Regions from separate parts of the Homo sapiens genome. Here region 1 is linked to region 2. The links are chromatin loops, found by intact Hi-C in ENCODE. Cell type or tissue: body of pancreas. All regions are shown on one strand.

Region 1 (8,000 bases), 140 kb before region 2:
GCTTGAGCCCTGTAGTTCAAGACCAGCCTGGAAAACATAGGAAGACCCTGTCTCTACAAATTAAAAAAAAAAAAAAAAAGGCCGGGCACAGTGGCTCACGCTTGTAATCCCAGCACTTTGGGAGGCTGAGGTGGGTAGATCACAAGGTCAGGAGTTCAAGACCAGTCAGGCCAACATGGTGAAACCCTGTCTCTACTAAAAATACAAAAATTAGCCGGGCGTGGTGGCAGGCGCCTGTAATCCCAGCTCCTCAGGAGGCTGAGGCAGAGAATTGCTGGAACCCAGGAGGCGAAGGTTGCAGTAAGCCAAGATCACGCCATTGCACTCCAGCCTGGACGACAGAGCAAGACTCAGTCTCAAAAAAATTAACAAGGAAAAAAAAAAAAAGAACAGGAATGGTGGCTCATACCTACAATCCCAGCACTTTGAGAGGCTGACGTGGGAGGATCATTTGAGCCCAGAAGTTCAACCAGCCTGGGCAGCATAGTGAGATACTCTCTCTACAAAAATTTTTCAAAAAGATTAGCCAGACATGGTGGCACATGTGGCACCAGCTACTTTAGAAGCTGAGGTGGGAGGATTGCTTGGGCCTGGGAGGTCGAGGCTGCAATGAGCCGTGATTATGTCACTGTACCCCAGCCTGGGTGACAGAGCGAACCCCCGCCTCAATCAATCAAAAAAATTAGCCAACACTCTCCAGCCAGTGCAACAGAGTAAGACTCGTCTCAAAAAAAAATTAATTTAAAAACGCCTAGTTCCAGGCCAGGCACGGTGGCTCACGTCTGTAATTCCAGCACTTTGGGAGGCTGAGGCGGGTAGATCACGAGGTCAGGAGTTCAAGACCAGCCTGACCAACATGGTGAAACCCCATCTCTATTAAAAATACAAAAAAATTAGCCAGGTGTGGTAGCACGTGCCTGTAATCCCAGCTAATCAAGAGGCTAAGACACGAGAATCGCTTGAACCCGGGAGGCGGAGGATGCAGTGAGCTGAGATCGCGCCACTGCACTCTAACCTGAGCGACAAAGCAAGACTCCGTCTCAAAAAAAAAAAAAAAAAAAATGCCTAGTTCCCTTCATCTCCCTCTTTCTCATAAGCCATGCCTGCCTCAGTGGAATGGCATCCTCTGGGCTGGTATCGAGGAGAAGAGATGAGGGAACTCCCAAGGTAGCCCCAGGCAGTCATGGCACTTATTGCCTCTTCTAGGTTGGGGACATCCCCAACCTCTCTGAGCCTTGCTCTCTCCATCTATAAAATGGGACTAACAACTTCTGCCCACCTCACAGGACTGCTGTGGCGATCAAAAGAAGGCATCTGTGCCCTGTGAAGGTCACAGGGTGCAATCATCATTAAATCAGGGATAGCAGCAGCTGCCATTTGCTGAGAGCAAATGTACAGAACCTGCAAGCCCCCTACAAGCATCACCTGCTTAATTCTCATGACAACGCTGCACTGCTACTGCTCCCCTCCATGGGTGGAACAAGAGAAGCCGAGTAATCAGCCCAATAGCCCTCAGACCATGAGTGAGGAAGCCTGGAGACACTCTGAAACTTGGAATCTCAGGGCTGGAGCCAGGGCAGCATAAGAGTGTCCAGACTGGCTGGTAGACAACTCACACCCAATGCTCAGCTTGACACCCCCAACCCCAACACAAGGCAATCTCACAGTCCCCAGGTACACTGGTGGGTGAAGACCCACTGTGTGCAAGGCACTGTCCCAGCAGTTACTTTTTGGTCTTCCTCTTTGGTCCATGGCCCCTTGACAAGGTCTGGATTCAAAACTCTCAGCCACCTGTACTGGCATTGCTGGTCAGTGCGGTTCTGGGAAAAGAACAGAAGAACAAACCAATCTGTGAGAACTTCTGGGACCTCGGGCTGGGGGCCTGGTTAAGTACTAGGCTCAGGGGCCTATGGCCTGGGACTAGGCACACCTTGGGTAGGTGTGTCCTGTTCCATGCAGCCACCACTCACTGCAAGCCCACATGCCGGAACATGGGCGGTTTCCCTTTGCTACACGAGAGGGCAAACTCGGTCCCCTGTGGGAAGCCGCTCCCTACCAACCGAACACAAGGGGCCACCATCACAAGTCTTTAATTCCTTGTACGTCAGGGACCCCTGCTTTTTTCTAGGAGAGCATTTTTATTCCCTGAAGAGTTCAGATTACACAGAAGAGGGGGAGATGAGGAAATGGGGCAGGAAAGGATCTGGTGACATGCTTTCTGAGCAGCCCAGGCAGTAAGACATATGGCAGCTCCTGCCACACCCCCTCCCTCCCAGACACCTGTGGGTCAGGGGTGGGAGGGCCTGAGAAGGAGGTCCTGAGGGGAACCCCCTCACCATCAGGAGGCTCTAAATACTCGAATGTGGTAGCACCTGCCAGCCCTGCAGGGGCCTCACCATGAAGCCTGCTGAAAGCATCACTTCCCCTCAGTTTCAGTCTCACTGTTGAGAAACCGAACACCTGTTCACTCCTGACTTACAGGAAGAAATGCAAATATGCACCACATGCTGCAAATGTCTCAGAGCCTGAAGACCACCAGGCATGCTGAGGAGCTGGAAGATGTTTACAGCAGTGTACCCTGAATGCCAGCTTGGGAAGAGAGATCCTACAAAGGTCCATTTGCCCTGTTTTATTTGGTTTTGTTTTCAGGGGCTGAGTAAGGAACTCCCTTTTCCCCTCCTTGGCAAAGTCTGTCCCAGGCACACTGTTCTCCCAGAGCCCTTGCCCCGAGGGAGGGCCACAGCAGGACTGTACTCACAGGGAAGTGGCTGGCCAGGAACTTCCAGTCCTGCTGTCCAAACTGCCTCACCAGGGCCCTCAGCTGCTCGTCCTGCCAACACCAGAAAGACAGGGGCTCAGCACACATACGTGCAGAAAACCTCAGGGCTGCCCGTGACAGAGCCCAATCTAAAAGAACAGCCTCGTTCATCCATTCCGTCATGAAGTGAATACGTACAAGGTGCCAGGCACTACAGCTGCAGCAGCAGGCAGCAAAAGAGCTGCCCCTGATCTCATGGGAGGGAGCCAGCTGCCAATGGAAGGCTCACAGGAACAAAAGTAAAGCCACCCCCTGCTGGGAGATATGGAGAGGTACGTGGTGACTGCCTACTCAGGGACACTAAGGGACAGGTTCCAAGGAAATGCAGAATAGCTAAAATGGAGGAAGCAAAACAGATCCAAGATGATTTTGGAGGGAACCATAGGGGCCAGACCATTCGCAGCATCAGTTCAACCATCTATCATGCAAAACCACTGATGTGTTTGAAGAGTGGGTGGTCACAGTCAAACGTTCTATGAAGAGAACTTTGTAAAGTTCTCTTTGCCTGCTACAGGGTGGGAAAGGGGCTGGAAGGGAGCCGAGCGGACATAAGGAGGTCATTACTGAACTCAGGCCAGAGCTGACAGTGATTCAGCACTAGAAGCTGGAGGTCTGGGCAAAAACAAGAGTAGTTAGAAGACAGGCTAGTATCTATCAAAATAGCCTCCCGAAATGAACTACCAATTCACGCGATAACATGAATCTCAGTGTCACTATGATGTGTGAAAGAAGCCAGACACAGGAGGGTACATGCCGTATGATTCCATGCACATGAAGTTCTAGAAAATGTAAACTAAGCTATAGGGACAAAAAGTGGTTGTCTGAGGCCAGTGGTGGAAAGGGATGAACAGCAAAGGGGGGCAAGGAATGTCTTGGGGACAATGGAAATGTCCTATAGCCCGGCTGTGCTGGTGGTTCTACTGAATTGTACTACAAATGGTTGTAGTTAATTATATATAAAGTTTTCCTCAGTCAAATCAATTAATATATAAAGAAAATGTCAAGCCAGGCGCAGTGGCTCACACCTGTAATCCCAGCACTTTGGGAGGCCGTGGTGGGCAGATCACGAGGTCAGGGGTTCGAGACCAGCCTGGCCAATATGGCGAAACCCCATCTCTATTAAAAATACAAAAATTAGCCAGGTGTGGTGGTGGGTGCCTGTAATCCCAGCTACTCGGGAGGATGAGGAAGAATTGCTTGAACCTGGGAGGCGGAGGTTGCAGTGAGCCGAGATCATGCCACTGCACTCCAGCCTCGGCAACAGAGCAAGAGTGAGACTCCATCTCAAACAAAAGAAAAAAGAAAGAAAATGTCATGCATATAAACAATGGATATTACTCAGTCGAGAGAATTCTGACACATGCTACAGCATGGATGAAAGCTGAGGACACTATGCTAAGTCAAATAGCCAGACAGGGCAAATACTCAGGATTCCACTCACAGGAAGCATCTAAAATAGTCAAAATCAGGCAGGGAGCAGTGGCTCATGCCTTTAACCCCAACACTTCAGGAGGCCGAGGCAGGTGGATCACCTGAGGTCAGGAGTTTGAGACCAGCCTGGCCAACATGGTGAAAGTTCGTCTCTACTAATACAAAAATTAGCCCAGCGTGGTGGCAGGCGCCTGTGATCCCAGCTACTCGGGAGGCTGCAGCAGAAGATTCACTTGAACCCGGGAAGTAGAGGTTGCAGTGAGCTAAGATCATGCCATTGCACTGCAGCATGGGCAACAGAGCAAGACTCTGTCTTGAAAAAATAAAATAAATAAATAAAATAGTCAAAATCACAGAAACAGAGTAGAAAGATAGCTGCCAAGGGCTGGAGGGTGGGAGGAGAGTGAATTCATGTTTAATTAGTTTCAGTTTTCCATCCTTTTTTTTTTTTTGAGATAGGGTCTCTCTTGGTCACCCAAGCTAGAGTGCAGTGGTGCAAACACAGCCCACCCCGCATCCTCAACCTCATGGGCTCAAGTGATCCTTCCACCTCAGCCTCCCAAGTAGGTGGGACCACAGACACACACCACCAGGCCTGGCTAATTTTCATTTTTTTGTTGTAGAGACAGGATCTCACATGTTCTTCAGGCTGGTCTAGACTGCCTCAAGCAATCTCCTGCCTCGGCCTCCCAAAGTGCTGGGATTACAGGCCTGAGCCACCGTGACCCACCAAGTTGGTGGGTATTTTTTGTTTTGTTTTTAATGATAGGGTCTTGCTATGTTTTCCAAGCTGGTCTAGGACTCTTACACTCAGGCAATCCTCCCGCTTCGGCCTCCCACAGTACTCGGTTTACAGGCATAAACCACCACACTCAGCCTCGTTTCCAATTTCAAAGATGAAAAAGTTTTAGAGATCTTTTGCAAAACAATCTGAAAATACTTAACACCACTGAACTACAAAGTTAAAGATGGTTAAGGGGTAGATTTAAGGGGGAGGAAAAGGGGATAAATTTAAAGTGAGGTGGTTTTGTCACACATACAAATTTATATGTGTATATATGTATACATGCTCCTAGACAGAAAAATTGGTCACAACGTGGCCCACGACAGGTATCAAAGCCCTCAACTACAGCTTGGCCAGAACCAGCACAGGCTGGGCAAAGTCACCATAAATTCTCTGGGTGAGCCAGCCCAGGACACCCTTCCCTACCTATACCATGTCCCCTCCCTGCCCTGGCCAGGCTCTTACCTGCTTCCTTCTGTGTTCCCCAGTCCATCTCTGGCACCACCACTCTCCCTGACAACTGACCTGGATACTATCATTTCCAAACTTACATTCTTCCCACCCACCCTGGGACTCCCCAACGTGGTCAGCTCCATCCCCGCACTGCCCTCTCCACAGCCACCTCTTGCTTGCCTGGCACAGCGCCCTCTCCCACTCCCTCAGCACTGGTCTCTCAGCCCCAGCCTGTGCTCTATATGTTTTTTTCTTTTTTTTTTTTTTTTTGAGACGGAGTTTTGCTCTTGTTGTCCAGGCTGGAGTGCAATGGTGCGATCTCAGCTCACTGCAACTTCCGCCTCTGGGTTCAAGTGATTCTCCTGCCTCAGCCTCCCAAATTGCTGGGATTACAGGTGCCCACAACCACACCCAGCTAATTTTTTGTATTTTTAGTAGAGACAGGATTCAGCCATGTTGGCCAGGCTGGTCTGGAACTCCTAATCTCAGGTGATCCACCCATCTCAGCCTCCCAAAGTGCTGGGATTACAGGCGTGAGCCACCGCGCCAGGCCACCCATCTCTCTTATCGATCCCCCACACAGCAGATGAACTCCCCTGAAGCCCGGCTACATTCACATCACTCCCTGCATTAAAAACCTTCCATCTTTGTCCAGTTCAGAGTTAGAAAAAACAATCCAAAAACCAAGCTAACCTGGCTCTGCATTGAGAGCTGAACAATCCTACAGCTTCTAAGCCCAACATTCAAGGCCCTCGAGGAATCAGCCCCAGTGTATCCTTTCTTTTTTTTTTTTTTTCTTTCTTTCTTTCTTTCTTTATTTATTTTTTTATTGATCATTCTTGGGTGTTTCTCGCAGAGGGGGATTTGGCAGGGTCACAGGACAATAGTGGAGGGAAGGTCAGCAGATAAACAAGTAAACAAAGGTCTCTGGTTTTCCTAGGCAGAGGACCCTGCGGCCTTCCGCAGTGTTTGTGTCCCTGGGTACTTGAGATTAGGGAGTGGTGATGACTCTTAACGAGCATGCTGCCTTCAAGCGTCTGTTTAACAAAGCACATCTTGCACCGCCCTTAATCCATTTAACCCTGAGTGGACACAGCACGTTTCAGAGAGCACAGGGTTGGGGGTAAGATCATAGATCAACAGGATCCCAAGGCAGAAGAATTTTTCTTAGTACAGAACAAAATGAAAAGTCTCCCATGTCTACCTCTTTCTACACAGACACGGCAACCATCCGATTTCTCAATCTTTTCCCCACCTTTCCCCTCTTTCTATTCCACAAAACTGCCATTGTCATCATGGCCCGTTCTCAATGAGCTGTTGGGTACACCTCCCAGACGGGGTGGTGGCCGGGCAGAGGGGCTCCTCACTTCCCAGTAGGGGCGGCCGGGCAGAGGCGCCCCTCACCTCCCGGACGGGGTGGCTGGCCAGGCAGGGGGCTGACCCCCCCACCTCCCTCCCAGTCGGGGCGGCTGGCCAGGCAGAGGGGCTCCTCACTTCCCAGTAGGGGTGGCCGGGCGGCCATCTCCGTCAACCATTTCTCCCCTTCAAGGACCCTTCCCTCCCACCAAACTGGCCTCCTGTACTGGCTTTTCTCCACCTATAGCCCCTTTCCTGATCTGACTTACCCACTTTTTGCACACTGTAGGTCTTCCCTCACTGCTAAATTTCCAAATCCTCATCCTTAGCTCAAAGGTCACTTTCTCCACATAAGTTTCCTTAACCTCTTCAGGCAGCAGTAATCTCTCCTTCTAAAGGTACTTGCCATCCACTCATCTTACAATTAGCAGGTGCCCAGAGCTACAACAGTGAGCACCAACAGACACTGATCCTACCGGTGCCGCGGATGACCACAGCACATTCCAGGGACCTGCACACGGTCTTATCTCTCCATTCCAGAGAGAAATCTGCTCTGGGGTAGGAACTTGGTCTTGTTTATTCTTCTAAGCCCACAAGAGCCAAATATAGTCCCTGGTCCACAACAGGATGAGCAGAAAAGGTTTGCTTAGCACGCATCTGGAAAAACATCTTTCATGATTTAAAAGGAGTTTACCACTCACACAGCAAGTTTTAGAAAAAACAAAACAAGCTAGTCATGGTGGCTTCTGCCTGTAATCCCAACACTTTGGGAGGCCAAGGCAGGAAGATTGCTTGAGCCCAGGAGACCAGCCTGGGCAACATAGCAAGACCCTCTTCTCTATTTAAAAACAAAAAACAAAAGCAATACAAATAATACAATACAAAAAAAAAAACCCAATCCTAAAATTAAAGACATCTATGATGTTAACTATGGGTTGAAAACAAAACAAAACAAAAAACACTGAAGAACTGAAGACACTAAGAAAAACTGAGGTAAAATAAAAAGGCCAGTAGAAGTCTAAAATGGTACAATCCATTAAGAAAAAGGCAGTTTCTGTAAAACTAAACATACACCTACCCCATGACCATACCTATCTTCCCAAAAGAAAGGGAAACATGTATTTGCAAAAAGACTTATGCAAGAATCTTCAAGGTAGC
Region 2 (8,000 bases):
TCCAAAGCTGACATTCTTTTTTTATCTACAACTCACTACTCCTTGGCTCTTGATTTTAAGTGTGTGTTAGGATCCTTGCAGTAAATCACAATATCTGTGTCATTCAAAATACACTTTAATTATCAACTATATTGGATTAAAGGGGAAAAAAGTACACTTTAATATTGACTATCACTGGCAAAGCTAAGTTTGGCAAGCAAATGAGTGGGTAGAGAGCAGAGGAGTGAATGGACTCCTGTCTCCAGGATGCCTTTTCCTTCCTGAAGATGATCTGAGCACACAAGGTCCCCAAGCTGGGCCACAGTCCAGACTAGAGTCTTCCCAGATACATGGGTCACTCTGACTATTCTTGCCTGGTGGGGCAACACGGGTCCCTCCTTAGCAGAAGTGACGCTGGGGAGGGCACCTGCTTCCTGCCGTCTTAAGGACAGTGACCCCGGCTCTGTCTCCCACTCTGCACTTGCACCTTACCTCGTCTTTGAAGAGGCGTGCTTGGTCCTCACAACCTGTCAGGGTCTGAACAAAGCCGAAGACCTTGGAAACCAAAGATGACATGTTGACCAGGGGACAGAGCTTAGGCATGTAGGGAGAGCTGGCCTCCACAGCCTAGGTGCTTCTGAGCTGTGCCAATGCTGCTTTTTCTCACCAGCCTAAAAGGATCCTAGGGTTTCTATGCTGGCAGATGTGCCAAGTTGGGCCCCTTGCTTCTGAGGCCTGGGACCGAAGCCTGCCTCTCCTGCTGGATTTCTGGCTGAAACAGCAGCACAGCCCCCGCCCCCTCTGCCATAATGGACCTATCAGGAAGGGTCTCAGTCAGCCCCTACTGGGCAGCTAGAAGGGACTGTGCACAGGACAGATGAGCAAGAGGTAGTGCCAGGAGTGGTACCGGGTTCTACCTGACCTGGGCCTTTCCACCAGGGTATGGTGAGAGGGAGGAGGAGAGGAAGAGAAGGATAAAGAAGGGCCCTCGCTCCTCACCTCATCGATGGTCCACTTGGCGACTGTCGAGGCTGAGATGCCCGCTACTCCTGGCAGGAGCTTGCAGTGCTGCTCCCAGCACACTGAGAGTGAGCGGTCAGGGTGGGCCGACAGGGCTGACATGAAGAGGGACTGGTGCACGACATCGGGCGTGAGGGCTGGAAAGCAGAGGCAGAGGCTGGCAGGCCAACGAGGATGACTAAACTGTTCCCGAAGCCCATGCATACCCACACCACTCAGGAGACTGGCTGGCAGAGTAGACAGGACTCCGGGCCCCTTCTGACAGCCTGTAGAGTCAAGAGGGTGAGCCGTATCTCCTGACTCCTCACACAGTGTTCACTCCTGCTGGTAAAGTGACTCTCTTAAAGACTCTCAGGTCAGCTATTCGGAATGACCCTCACCCCGTCTCTCTGAGGCTGCACCACCCTGGGCCCTGCAAGGATACTCTCTTGGAGCTGCTGCAGCATCTCTAAAGACATAATTTTCTAGATGCCAACCATCAAAAGGGTCCTTAACATCCAAACAAGCTCAGCCTTGATGTCAGAAGTCCACTCTGTTTACTCTTCTTCTCATGAGTCCTTCCGGGCCACGACCAACTTTCTCAGAGCCAGGGTGATTCTGCTTCAGAATCACAGTCCCCCTGACCAGGCTGAAGACCACCCCTCTGGCCACTGCCATTGCCTCAAGCTCCAGTTCCTCCCCTTCCTCCACCAGCCCGGTCTGTACTACTGCCTATGCCAGCACTAGAGGGTGATCCCTGACCCACTCCCCAGCTCCATGTTGCCTGTGGCTTTGCTTCCTGGTCTGCCTCTGGGATCACTGGCCCCAACCTCCTACCTCAAGCAGCTGTACTGAGCTGATGACCGATGCTGCTCAGCTTGGCCTCCCCCTTGGTGGGGCCTGGCACGTGCCAACTTGGACTTCATCCCCCTCTGGCTGCTTTGACAAACCTGGCCCCACTCACTGCTGTCAGCCTTGGCCGGCCTTGTGCAATGTGGCCACTTTCCCAAGGGGTTTTCCCAGCCTCTGTCCATGGTCCAGGAGCATTGGCTCTTTATTCTCCTGGTGCTAATTCCAGATGCTCATCAATGCAGCACCTCCAAGTGCCCTCTTGTCAAAGACCCTCCCTGTTGGTCACAGATTGTCCTGCCCTCTCTCCCTGAGTGTCAGCCTTTCAGCCTGGCTTTTCCACCTCCATTCACCCACAAAGCCTCTGGGATTCCATCCTCAGCCCTACCAACCACACTTCTGTGCCACTGCCTTCCTGCTGCTCTCTCTGTTCATCAGCGAAATCCTAATACCTGCCCATACCCCAGACAGCCCCATCTCCCTGCTCAGCCAGCTCCTCTCATGGCCCGTCTGGGGCACACTCAGCATCTCTCATGACAGCTAGCACCACTAGCACCTCATCTACCTGGCCACAGGTTTGGCCTCTGGTACACCCAGGTACTCCCTCTCTGAAACCCTGTATCTGGGTTTCATACCCTGGGGTGGGGTTTGGGAGACAACATCAAGTTTGTAGGGAGCTTTTCTCCTTATCTTTCTTCCCCAGAGCACAGGGAAGAGCACAGGCCAGGAGTGCTTACCAGCAGTTACAGTGTCTTATCTAACTGCAGACCATCCAGTTGCAGGTCAGACATGGCTCCTCAGTTCCTTCAGTAGCTGACACTCCTAGGCCTAAAGACTAAGCCCAGCCAAGCCCTGTCCTCTCCGGGCAGATCTTCCTATGGAATTGTTCACCAGCAAACCTCAGAGCCTACACTAAGGAGGTCTACCCACCAGTATGTAAGAAGTTGCCTCTGGAACAAAACCCAGAGTGACCAGTGGCTCTTCTGGGTGACAGGCCAGCTAGAAGAGCAGGGGTGCCCTGTGGAAGTGAGACCTGGGCAATGACCCCTGCTCTATCCTTGAAGTGCCTCAAGGATCTGGGTGAGCCCTTCTTTGCCAGTTCCGTGACATAGTCTCAGCCTCTGGAAAGATGTAGCTTCCCAAGAATTCTACAGCCTAATTCTGGGATGAACACAGTAGGCAAGTGCCCTCTGGTGGTCAGAACTTGGTCCTGCAGTGGACTTGACCATGGGTACCACAGATGGGTACAAGAGGTGCCCACTGCAGTTTGATCCTTAGGAGTCCTTACTCTGAGGGTCTAGGTGCTGGCCAAGACCCTCATCACTCAGGTCTGAGGCTGAAGAAACTGCTTCTGTTCCCACAAAGAGGAAACAGTATGAGATGACAGCAAGAGGAAGTGAGGCAAGAGACTCAGACTAATAATACTGGCAGGGAGCTGTGCTAAGCACCTCACATGGAACATCTCAGTTAAGCCTCTCACCACATCATACGGTGGGTACGATTATTATCAGCATTTTACAGATAAGGAAGGTGAGGCTCAGAGAGGAGTGTCACCCACCCAAGATCTCTCAGCCTGTAAAAGGTAGTCTGACTTCAGGGCTATGCTTTTTATCACTATGTTACTTACTGCCCAGGTTACAGAGACTGTTCTTGAAGAATTGGGACAGCTTGGGTCTCGCCAAGGTGCACTAAACCAGGTGATTTCTCAAGGTCTCTTTTAGCCTTAAAATGACATGCATTCCATTCAACTGAGGCGTCCCTGCTGTGCATCAGGCCCTGTACTAGTGGCTGAAGATGTAAGATGAATTCACCACCTAGGGGAGGGCTCAGCCACTATGCCCCTCCCGCTGAAGTATGTTATGGGCTAAAATGTGTCCCCGCAAAATTCATATGCTGAAGCCCTAACCCCCAGTGCCTCTGAATGGGACTGCATTTGGAAAAAGGGCCTTTAAAGAGTGATTAAGTTAAAATGAAGTCATTAGGATGGGCCCTAATCCAATTCAATTGGTATCCTTACAAGAAGAGACACTTTGGACACATCATGGGACCCCAGGAATGCTTGTGCACAGAAGAAAGACCATGTGAGAACACAGCAAGAAGGCAGCCATCTGCAAGCCAAGGAGGGAAGCTTCAGAAGAAATCAAGCCTGCCAACACCTTGATCTTGGACTTCTGGCCTCCAGAACTGTGGAAAATAAATTTCTATTGTGTAAGCCACCCAGTCTATGGTATTTTTGTTACAGCAGCAAGCACGCTAGTGCAAGGGGAGTGAGAAGTGAACTGACATTTGGGTTAGGTGCTTTATGTCTCTTATACCAGCAGCATGCAGCAGGAGGAGTCAGGCCAGATCCGAGTTGGAATGCCAGCTCTCCCCCTTACAAGGTGAATGACCTTGGGCAAGTGACATCACCCTCTGAGACTCACATTCCTCCTCTCACAGAAGAACAATATACATGTTAGAGAACTCTTGTGAGAGTTAGACACAGTATGTGTAAAGAACCTGGCATAGTGCCTGGCCCATAGTAGATGCTCAGTAAGCAGTGGTAGTAACCACTGTTATTTCAGGTATTGACAATGGAAAGGCAGGTTTTATCCAGTTACTCAAGTGAGAAAACTGAAGCTCAAAGATGTTAAGTGACTTGCTTAAGATCACACAGGTAGAAAGTGATGGCCATGGCCTCCTTCCCAGGAAGCCTAGAATCAGAGAAGAGCAGGAGCATCATCTTGCTGCACAGTGAGAACCAAAGGCCCCGAGAAGCTCTGTACCCTCCCCACAGACTCACAGCAAGGCCATGGGGGACATGAGATTGGAACCCAAGGTCACTCAAGGCCCCTCCACTGCTTTTGCCACTGCTCTGTGCTCTCAGTATCTCAAACGAAGAGGCACAGCCCTCCTTCTAGCTTCTCCCACTCTGGGAAATCTGTCTCATCCCACCAATGACAGAGCACTCGCTGTGAACACTCTGTGGTGGAGGACATAGGAGCAGATAACCCAGACTTACTCTGGAAATCTTCCTGCGGAATCTTTCGATACTTCGGAGGGCGTCCAATTCTGGAGAAAGACGGACCAGGTCCATGGCAGGGAATCAGTGTCTGGCCCAGTCCAAGAGGCTACAAGGCCCCACACCCCCAGGAAGCCCGGGCCCTGATTCCCTGGCCTCCATACCGGCCGTGATGGCGAGGCTTCTTCCTTGGGGAGAAGCCTGAGAGGTTCTTCTTGCGGGCTGAGGCCTCCGAGTCAGACAGCTCCGCTTTCAGCCGGCTCTGGTTCCTCTCAGCCAGTGGGCAGCCTGAGAGGCAATGGTGAGCTGTGAACTTGCCTGTGACATGGCCAGAGCCGTCGCAACCAGGAGTGGGGCACTTCCTGGGGAAGAAGAGACTTCAGTTGGGTTTAATCCACTGGTCCCCGCTGAGCCCTCCTCAGCCCTGGTCCCAGCTGGAGTGTGTTTTGGTGGACCCCAGTCGCCTGCATGCAGTAAGTGCAAAACAACGCTGAGGGTCTCTCACCAGGAACCTTCACTCACCGGTGGTGAAAGCTGTATTTGGAGGTCCTAGTGTGGGGCAGGCTCCTATAGCTGAGAGGGGGACAGCCCCCAGGGGAGGCAGAGCTGGGCTCTCTGGGTCCTAAAAGAGCAGAAAGGAGGCGGTCCTCATGGAGTCCTGGGGGTGGGGAGTGTGGGGCACGGAAGGAGCAGTTTCCACTGGGGAGATCAGCACTAGAAACCCACTCCCCAAGGATGAGGGCCCTGCGTTGGCTGTGACACCATTCTGTGTTACTGGATATCTGCCCCTCTCTGGGTAAGGAGGGCTTAGCTCTCATATGTTAATACTTTGCTGAAACCTGCAGGCTATGCCCTCAGTCTCTGAGAGAACTCTGGGGGAGAAGAGCCACTCAGAGCTGGTTGGGTGTAGCCATACCTTAGAAGCCACATCTGGCAGATTCATGTCACTCTCAGTTCTTTTTCTTGTTTTCATCCCCAAGACTTTGGTAACTTTTTTAAGGCTCTGCCTATGCTTGGAGAACATTCAAGAAGGATCAACACCCCATGTGAGACAAACACGGTTGCAGCAGGGAAATAAGGAAGGGAAATCCTAAGGGTGAAAATGGGGCTGAGCAGCCCAGTGACCTGAACTCTAACCCCTGCCTGCACAGACAATCAGAATTTACTTTAGGAAGCCATCATGTCCTTAGCAAACAGTGCACGCTCAGTGTGGCTCTGCTAGATGCTGAGAGAAATCCCTGGGTGCCTGACCACCTCTGAAGCACATGCAACCAAGTGAGCTTGCCCCTTTGCACCTCAACACCCCAAACCCCGACAACTGGGGTAGCCAGAAGCACTGCTTAGTGTAGCAGATGGTCCGGGGGTGGGGCAGATGGGGGATTCTGGAACTCATGGTAGGCATCAGAGCCCTCTGTGTCATATTTGGGCATGGGGAGTCAGAGCTCTGTAGGCAAACTATAGGATTGTCAGAACCTGGGGGGAAAGGAAAAGATCAGAGTGCCCTAGGGGTACACACCGAGAGGAGGCTGCAGGGGATGTCCTGTCTTGGAGCACCAGCCGGCAGGGTGGATGTCTGGGTGGTCAGCGTCGATCCAGAAATCATAGCCATGACTCCAGCCATCAAAGTGGATCTGGGGAGGAAAGGCTCTTGGAAGTCAGGCGTTTCTCATGGAGCCCAGCTCAGCCAGAAGGTCCTCTCCCCATCCCTGGGACCTGTCAGAAGCAAGATCCTGGATTGAAAGAACCAAGGGGCCAACCCTGCAATAATCTGTCTTGGCCACCACATTTTCCAAGGGCATCACTCATTAAGTTACTGGCATCTCCCACTGGCAATCCTTAGGTGGGACGAGGATTATTAGGCCCATTTTACAGATGATGTAAGGCTTAGAGAGGGAAAATGACTTGTCCAAGCCCACAAAAATAAGTCACAGATGAGGCAAGAATGAGATTCAAGATCTTTGGCTTCATCTCTCTCATGCCATGATGCCCCTGACCTCTAAACAGTCTACAGAATTCCTGCCCAACTGGCCTGTCCACTTCCCAGCCCTAGGGTCCCAGAGCCACCTTTATCCGATGGTCCTCCACATCCTCCACGCTGGCCACGCGAATCAGGGCTGGGTTCCTGCGGTCCACAGCCTCCAGCTTCATATTGACCAGGAAGCTGTGAGGGGGTCGCTGCAGAGGGGACAGCTGCCTTCAGGGCAAGGCGCAGCTCAGCAGAGCTGAGCCCCACAGAGGGAGCCCAAATGCTGTGCCTGGGGAAACTGGGGCCTGCCCAAAGGGGAAGGCTAGGGCCCCAGCCTGGCTAGCTGAGTGCTCCATGTCTTTCTGAGCTCAGCTCTGGGGTCAGGGAGCACTGACTCACCACCTTGAAGGCCCAGGTGGGGACAGCAGAGGCCCCAGTTTCTTCCAGATATTTCTCCCAACAGAAGTTATCAGGGTCTGGGTAGTCTGGAGGAGAGGATGAGAGCAATGTCTAGCCACCCAGGTGTACTGCGGAAGCCCTCTGCCCCCAAGCAGGACCAGGAACATGGAAGGGACAGAAGCCCTTGGAGTAGAATCTCTCCCACCATCACCACAGCCAGCTCCTTGCACTGGGCTCCTCAGGCAGATGGGTGCTAGTAGAACCAAGCAAGGCACCACCCTAATAGTTCACAGGGCTGTCTGGGAACCCTGACTCCTGTCACTCTTGGCCTGTTGCTCCCACCCCAGCCCCATTTGAATCTCTACTGTATTTGGGCCAATGCAATACTCCCAGGATGAAGGACTCATTTTCTTTACTTCTGATTCCCTGTTTCCTTGCTGAGATGGTCATGTAACTTTCTTCCCCTAAACCCCAGTGGAGTCAGGGTTTGACAGGAGTCTCCTAAAATCAAAGGGTTCTCAACTCCCAGGCCAAGAAGCTGAGGCTTCAGGACATGTCTGTTCTCTCACCCTGACCCTAGAGAGCCAGCTACTGGGGCACTACTGGTGAGGGGTCAGTGGAGAGGGAAGCAGAGCCAGGCTTAGGAAAGGGGGCTTGCTCAGGCTGCAGGGTCACCTTGTGGAGGGGTGAGGGGCTTTCCTTGCTTCTGGCACCAGCCCACTGGGTGGATGTAGGGGCTGCTGGGATCACACCTGAAATCCAAGAACATGTCACTGTCCCAAGAGAAACTTGAGGCCCTGAGCCTGC

Evidence for each region. Hi-C counts contacts between places; a loop is a spot of excess contacts. Peaks named below come from ENCODE experiments on the same cell type or tissue, not always from the same donor. Only the 100,000 strongest peaks of a DNase experiment are listed, where the experiment ranks them.
Region 1: it touches region 2 in a loop (2.1-fold over the local background); 38 of 110 quality-filtered maps call a loop at or near these places.

What each region holds. Positions count from the first base shown.
Region 1 is chr20:43,676,614-43,684,613 of GRCh38, reverse strand. It overlaps MYBL2 (MYB proto-oncogene like 2), which reads right to left. Exons shown (of 14, transcript NM_002466.4): 3 at 2,759-2,830; 4 at 1,728-1,820. Among named protein-coding and RNA genes, the nearest start is that of MYBL2, 14 kb to the right of the region's middle. RefSeq lists an enhancer at 6,014-6,704. In body of pancreas, a CTCF peak has its summit at 3,064 (motif pointing left); DNase peaks (open chromatin) are centred at 1,983, 2,373, 3,023 and 3,353; H3K4me3 peaks cover 811 bases; H3K27ac peaks cover 2,619 bases.
Region 2 is chr20:43,533,287-43,541,286 of GRCh38, reverse strand. L3MBTL1 (L3MBTL histone methyl-lysine binding protein 1) reads right to left here. Exons shown (of 22, transcript NM_001377303.1): 13 at 7,869-7,945; 14 at 7,194-7,279; 15 at 6,893-7,003; 16 at 6,345-6,459; 17 at 5,351-5,450; 18 at 4,993-5,190; 19 at 4,829-4,878; 20 at 979-1,136; 21 at 472-534; 22 at 1-353. The coding sequence ends at 159. Among named protein-coding and RNA genes, the nearest start is that of SGK2, 22 kb to the left of the region's middle. In body of pancreas, a CTCF peak has its summit at 3,026 (motif pointing left); DNase peaks (open chromatin) are centred at 1,926 and 3,026; H3K27ac peaks cover 410 bases.